2 separate regions of the Homo sapiens genome follow, and region 2 is linked to region 1. The links are chromatin contacts, found by Hi-C or POLR2A ChIA-PET in ENCODE. All regions are on one chromosome and are shown on one strand. The core of a region is the stretch at or near the end of the contact, and the rest is flanking DNA. Distances in the headings are between cores, read along the strand shown.

Evidence for each region. A loop is a pair of places that touch in the nucleus more often than their neighbours do. ChIA-PET counts read pairs that join two places held with the same protein, here RNA polymerase II (POLR2A). Pooled maps may share reads with other maps.
Region 2: a loop to region 1 is called in a map of ascending aorta, with 6 times the contacts of the local background. The contact joins two enhancer-like sites. A Hi-C loop is called at or near these places in 1 of 168 maps with a recorded cell type or tissue (ascending aorta) and 4 of 50 pooled maps. POLR2A ChIA-PET finds 5 or more read pairs at or near these places in 1 of 52 experiments (SK-N-SH).

What each region holds. Positions count from the first base shown.
Region 1 is chr13:43,362,868-43,365,761 of GRCh38, reverse strand. All of the region lies in intron 5 of ENOX1 (ecto-NOX disulfide-thiol exchanger 1), which reads left to right. Among named protein-coding and RNA genes, the nearest start is that of ENOX1-AS2, 85 kb to the left of the region's middle. Within about 2 kb of position 1,366, at least 9 of the 41 ENCODE cell types and tissues checked have a DNase peak (open chromatin) inside an H3K27ac peak, as active enhancers do.
Region 2 is chr13:42,966,076-42,969,104 of GRCh38, reverse strand. EPSTI1 (epithelial stromal interaction 1) reads left to right here. Exons shown (of 11, transcript NM_033255.5): 3 at 1-11. Among named protein-coding and RNA genes, the nearest start is that of EPSTI1, 25 kb to the left of the region's middle. Within about 2 kb of position 1,269, at least 3 of the 41 ENCODE cell types and tissues checked have a DNase peak (open chromatin) inside an H3K27ac peak, as active enhancers do.

The sequences.
Region 1 (2,894 bases), core at 117-2,616:
GGCTGTGACCTGTGCTCCGTATCTGATAACTGAGGGGTCTATCTCCTTCCCCAAACCCCAGGCTTCTATTTTGTTGTCTGAATCCTGTCTTGCTTCTCCTGCCTGAATCCTGGCTTAGGTAACCTGCCAATTGGCCTAGTATTTCTCAACTTATGACTCCATGATGTTCCTGCAAACTTTATTTCCCCTGGGCTGGGTCTGAACCCTGGACCAGGGGGTGCAGGCCCTGTGACCTGTAGACAGAGTCCTCTGGGCAGCTGCCCCACCTGGACCTGTGTTTTATCTGCGCTAATAATCTCTGTGTTCAGCCACTTTGTCAGGACACCCTCAGCCCAGGACTACACCTGTAATGCAGCCATTTAGCCTGATTACTGCCTCTTTCTCTTATTATTTTCTTAAAACGCTATGTTCTTCCTTCCAGACCAGACTTGTTCCTAGTACTGACAACTTCTCTCTGTCCCTCCTCCCTGCCCACACCTAACCTAGTTAGTATGCCCAGCCTTGCCTGGCAAGAGGCCTCAACTGCCTTTCTTTCAAATGAAATCTAGTTCTCATCTCAAATATGAGACTCTTAACTGAGGCATTGACTAGAAAGGGCAGAAAAGGAGCAAGGCATGGCTAGCGGGCAGCAGACAAAGAGAGAAGAAGTGAGGAAGGGCGGCCCAGGCACCGGAGCCCTGGCCTGGCAGGGTGCATCTCTGACTCTGAGTTCCAGGGAGAGCAAAGTTGAAATTCACTAGCTTGAACAGCAGGGTCTCTCTGATCTGATCTAATTCCTGCAGTCTCTCCAGACATTGTGGCCACACTGCCAGATGCACACCATGAAAGAGCCATGAAAAATTGTTTGGAATTCCCCAGGCCTACCAGGCTCTCTCCCAGCAATTCCCTTCCTGGACTCTCTCTGTGTCCTCTGAGCCTCAGCTCATGTGTCCCGACTCTTTTGCTGAGTTTGGTTCCCATCCTTTATCCTCTCCTCAAACTCAAGTGGGGAACTTACTACTGTTACCTCTGTAACTCCAGATCCTGGCAGTCATACGTGCCCAGGAAATGCTGAATGGATCTTTAATTCAAATGAATGAGTGCTTTAATTAATTCAACTGCCATGCCTCTAAAATCCTGAACACAAAGCCCCAACCTGCCTTCTGAAAAATGCTCATCCAATTGATAAAACACTGGCCTGTGAATCAGTAAACAGGATTTTTTTTTGTTTGTTTTCATCTCGTCCAACTGGGAACAGACAACCAAAAAGAAACCTTTGCCGAGCCTTGGCTGTGGCCAGTCTCTGCTTGGAGCCGGCAACACAGAGAGGAGCCAGACAGGGCCACGGTCTGTGATGAATAACCCTTCCTTCCTGTCATTTCAGTACAGTTGTGATAAAGTTCTACTGTATACGTAATTGGATTCTTTCTTGCTGTGATTTAAGCAGTCCTCCTCTTTGCGCTGAGTAGAATTACAACTCATTATCTCTGAAGCTCACAGGGGCAGCTTTTCCTAACAGGGCATGGAACTGATTCTTCGGGTTGCGCTGCCTTCTCCCCTTTGTCTTCCTGTGTTTGTGTCTTCCTCGATTTTCAGTTTGTGCGTTTGCTTTAATGAGCGAGTACATCATATGCTCCTGTGCTGTTAGAGAAAACAATTTCCATCTTTACATATATTGTTAAAAAAGTAATGGGTTCTTTTTTTTTCTTAAAGTCTAATCCTTCCTTACTTTCTCCTCTCAAATACTGAATCTCCAATCCTTTCAGGTCCAACATAATTTACGTGTTAATTCCTTTCTAAGCTCTTTTCAAGCTACTGCACTTGCCATGCAGATTTCATTAAACCTCATAGTCTCCTCATACTGATGTCTCAGAAAAAAGCAAAGCAACTCTTGCTGTATATTAAAATACGTTGTACAAGAGTGGTATCTTCTGTCCCCATTTCTGGACATATATTTATTTACTTAGCCTTCAGAAAGAAAACAGAAGTCTGTTAACAACTAAAGAGAATGCAAGCACTGGGCTTCTCTTCTCATTTGTGGGAAACATCTGCTGATTATAATTCACAGGGCTCTCATTTCAGGGTTTGCAGTCCTGAGTGGTTTCAGCCTTAAATCATCCTGTGTTGGCAAATAATAGCGAGGGCCAGGCCAGGAAAAAAACAGATGAAGCCGATGTACGGAATGAGATTAAATAAAAGCACAAGCATGCCAATATTCCCATTGCCAATATTTCTTTTTCTAATATATTCACCTTGGAGGCCAATATGTTATTTTAATGATGATGATGTTGAAAACCATTCTGTTCTGGAACTTCTTTAGAATTGATCGGCAGGACCCATCTTGATTTTTTTAAGGGTAAAGTACATTTTAAGAAGTAGTGGCATGTATTAGATGAGTAATCATGTTGGGTCATTCTAGATGGAAACTTTGAAATAGTCACATTTAATACATGTTTAAATACTGAGGCAAAGACCTGGGCCCTCATTCTGACTCTGCCATCTGTTTGATTTGGAATGTTAGAAGTTTTACTTAAGTACTTTAAGCCTTACTTTCTTTTCTGTAAAATGGAAATCATACTTGTGAAACTTTCTGATGATTGACAGAATAAACAGAGTCATCTCTGTCACTTATAAAACTTTAAGTCTTTTGTGTGTCAGTTTGTACTGAGCAACATCAGCATGGAATCCTGGAGTCTTGGAATTCTAGCACTCCAAGAGATAATCCAGTCAAACAGTACCATATTACAGATGAAGAAACTGAGAGCCATAATTGTAGAGGAAGTACCTAGAATGTCAGGGTGACTACTTTGAAAGAAAATGCTTATTTGTCATTTATATTTAGGGTTCTTTTCTTTTAAAAAAAAATCCTCCTTTTACTGAAGTCACACTGATACACTATGAAATTAAATGGAGTT
Region 2 (3,029 bases), core at 20-2,519, 400 kb after region 1:
CAGACGGCTAGGTAAGCAAGCACAGCCGCTGCCGGAATGAGGGAGGGCGGGGCCACCTATGGATCCTGTAAGCAGCTTGCATATGTCTGTCTGTGAATGTCCATTGTAGTTTGTTTGGTCATTGTGCTGCTTGGGTGGAATGCATTTAATTGTGTGTGTGTGTGTGTGTGTGTGTGTGTGTGTATTTTTTTTTTTTTCTGATTTTCTGCAAGTAGCAAACCTGTAATGCCAGAGTTCTATGGGAACACAGTGATGGCTTAATTGCCAAATAATTTAGAGCCTCTTAGATGATTGACTCTGAAAAAGCTTACCTGGGGCGCTGCATATGCCCTGTCATAGCACTAGTCAGGATGGGAGTAAATGCTGGCACAAGCATATTAATCATGGCAGTTAAATGTTAATCTGAAGAAAAGGAGTGGAGAGTCAGTTCCAAGAGGGAGATGAGAGTGAGCTGGAAACCCGGTGGTGGGTATAAGAGAAACATCACCTGTGTTTTTATTCTACAGATAGAGACCTCTGGGCCTCTGGAGCAGGTGCTGCCAGTGTGATGAATTGTCTGGGCCGCCTTTGCCGGTGTTTGAATCATTCAGAAGGGATGCCACCTAATGGGAATCATTCACATCTTTTCTTTGCTTTTTCTCTTCTATCAGCAGCCGAAAATTTAAAGGGTTGGACACACAGTGTCCACAGATTTAGTTAATACAAGCATGTCTTGTGTCAGGGGCCACTTACGGTTGTGATAGTTTTAGAGAAGTTCCCTCCCCACACCCTGCCCCCCCACCAAGAACATAGGTAAAAATAATCTAATTTGGAAATTATTTAATGGGAGGAAGTAATAGTAATATTATCATCATCCCACTGTATTTCGTGAAAAGGGCTAATCTCAAGTGCCTCCTTTGTGCAAATGAGCCAGACTCGAAGGGTACAATCAGAAAACAGCTTTAATCTTTCCTAGCTTGGCCCCTGAGATTGGCTATGTGAGAACAGTCTTTCTCAGGCTTTTTGGATGATGTAAGAAATTAAAGCTTTTTGGTCTCTTTCAAACAGTAGAGTGACCTAGCTAATTCTAGGCCTAAAACAGTCTCATTTCAGTAATTAATGTTCAGTCTTAGGTACTGATCAAAATTCTGTTACTAATGGAGATGAGAGCTTCTCCCCTGCTCTAACCCAGGCCTGTTTCAGGTAGGAATCCAGCAAGTAGAACAGGGTGTGGCTGGACTTTTCTCTATTCATGGCTCTGTTCCCAGATTCTGACCTTTCTGGGATTGAAGGGGGAAGTGGAGGGAGATAAGAGAGTTCGGGGTTCGTAATGCAGTGATCCTTGTTTCTTTGAGCCTAGGTTTACACTGACTGCTCGTTCTTCTTCCTGGGAATCTTCGAGTTTTTCAGCATCCCCCACTCTCTGCTACCCATCTCCCACCTGGATTTCCCTGATACAGACGATTTCCTCTCCTGTCGGCAGGGCTTGGCCTCACTGTTGGCTCTTGGTAGACTCCTTTTAGGGTTCCATTGTTCTTGACATGGCCCTCATAGGCAAGTCCCTTTAGATGGCTTTAGGTTGGCATTCTCTTTCATGAGAATCACATTAAAAGTACAGGAAATACTTGTGCATTCTTTCTTTTCATAAACTGTGAATGTGGGCCATTTGTAATGTAGCTACCTCTTCTTGAGGACTCATCTCAGTGGCCAATGGACAACAGCCTTATACCTTTAGGCTCTAACTGTTCTAGGCATGAATCCAATAAGACCCTCAGACTCTTAAAAATGCAGGTTGAGGTCTCCAGCTGATTTTCTTTTTTTTTTTTTTTTTTTTTTAATTTATTTTTTTATTGATAATTCTTGGGTGTTTCTCACAGAGGGGGATTTGGCAGGGTCATGGGACAATAGTGGAGGGAAGGTCAGCAGATAAACAAGTGAACAAAGGTCTCTGGTTTTCCTAGGCAGAGGACCCTGCGGCCTTCCGCAGTGTTTGTGTCCCTGATTACTTGAGATTAGGGATTGGTGATGACTCTTAACGAGCATGCTGCCTTCAAGCATCTGTTTAACAAAGCACATCTTGCACCGCCCTTAATCCATTTAACCCTGAGTGGACACAGCACATGTTTCAGGGAGCACAGGGTTGGGGGTAAGGTCACAGATCAACAGGATTCCCAAGGCAGAGGAATTTTTCTTAGTGCAGAACAAAATGAAAAGTCTCCCATGTCTACTTCTTTCTACACAGACACGGCAACCATCCGATTTCTCAATCTTTTCCCCACCTTTCCCGCCTTTCTATTCCACAAAGCCGCCATTGTCATCCTGGCCCGTTCTCAATGAGCTGTTGGGCACACCTCCCAGACGGGGTGGTGGCCGGGCGGAGGCGCCCCTCACCTCCCGGACGGGGCGGCTGGCCGGGCGGGGGGCTGACCCCCCCACCTCCCTCCCGGCCGGGGTGGCTGCCGGGCGGAGACGCTCCTTACTTCCCAGATGGGGTGGCTGCCGGGCGGAGAGGCTCCTCACTTCTCAGACGGGGCAGCTGCCGGGCGGAGGGGCTCCTCACTTCTCAGACGGGGCGGTTGCCAGGCAGAGGGTCTCCTCACTTCTCAGACGGGGCGGCCGGGCAGAGACGCTCCTCACCTCCCAGACGGGGTCTCGGCCGGGCAGAGGCGCTCCTCACATCCCAGATGGGGCGGCGGGGCAGAGGCGCTCCCCACATTTCAGACGATGGGCGGCCGGGCAGAGACGCTCCTCACTTCCTAAATGTGATGGCGGCTGGGAAGAGGCGCTCCTCACTTCCTAGATGGGATGGCGGCCGGGCGGAGATGCTCCTCACTTTCCAGACTGGGCAGCCAGGCAGAGGGGCTCCTCACATCCCAGACGATGGGCGGCCAGGCAGAGACACTCCTCACTTCCCAGACGGGGTGGCGGCCGGGCAGAGGCTGCAATCTCGGCACTTTGGGAGGCCAAGGCAGGCGGCTGGGAGGCGTAGGTTGTAGCGAGCCGAGATCACGCCACTGCACTCCAGCCTGGGCACCATTGAGCACTGAGTG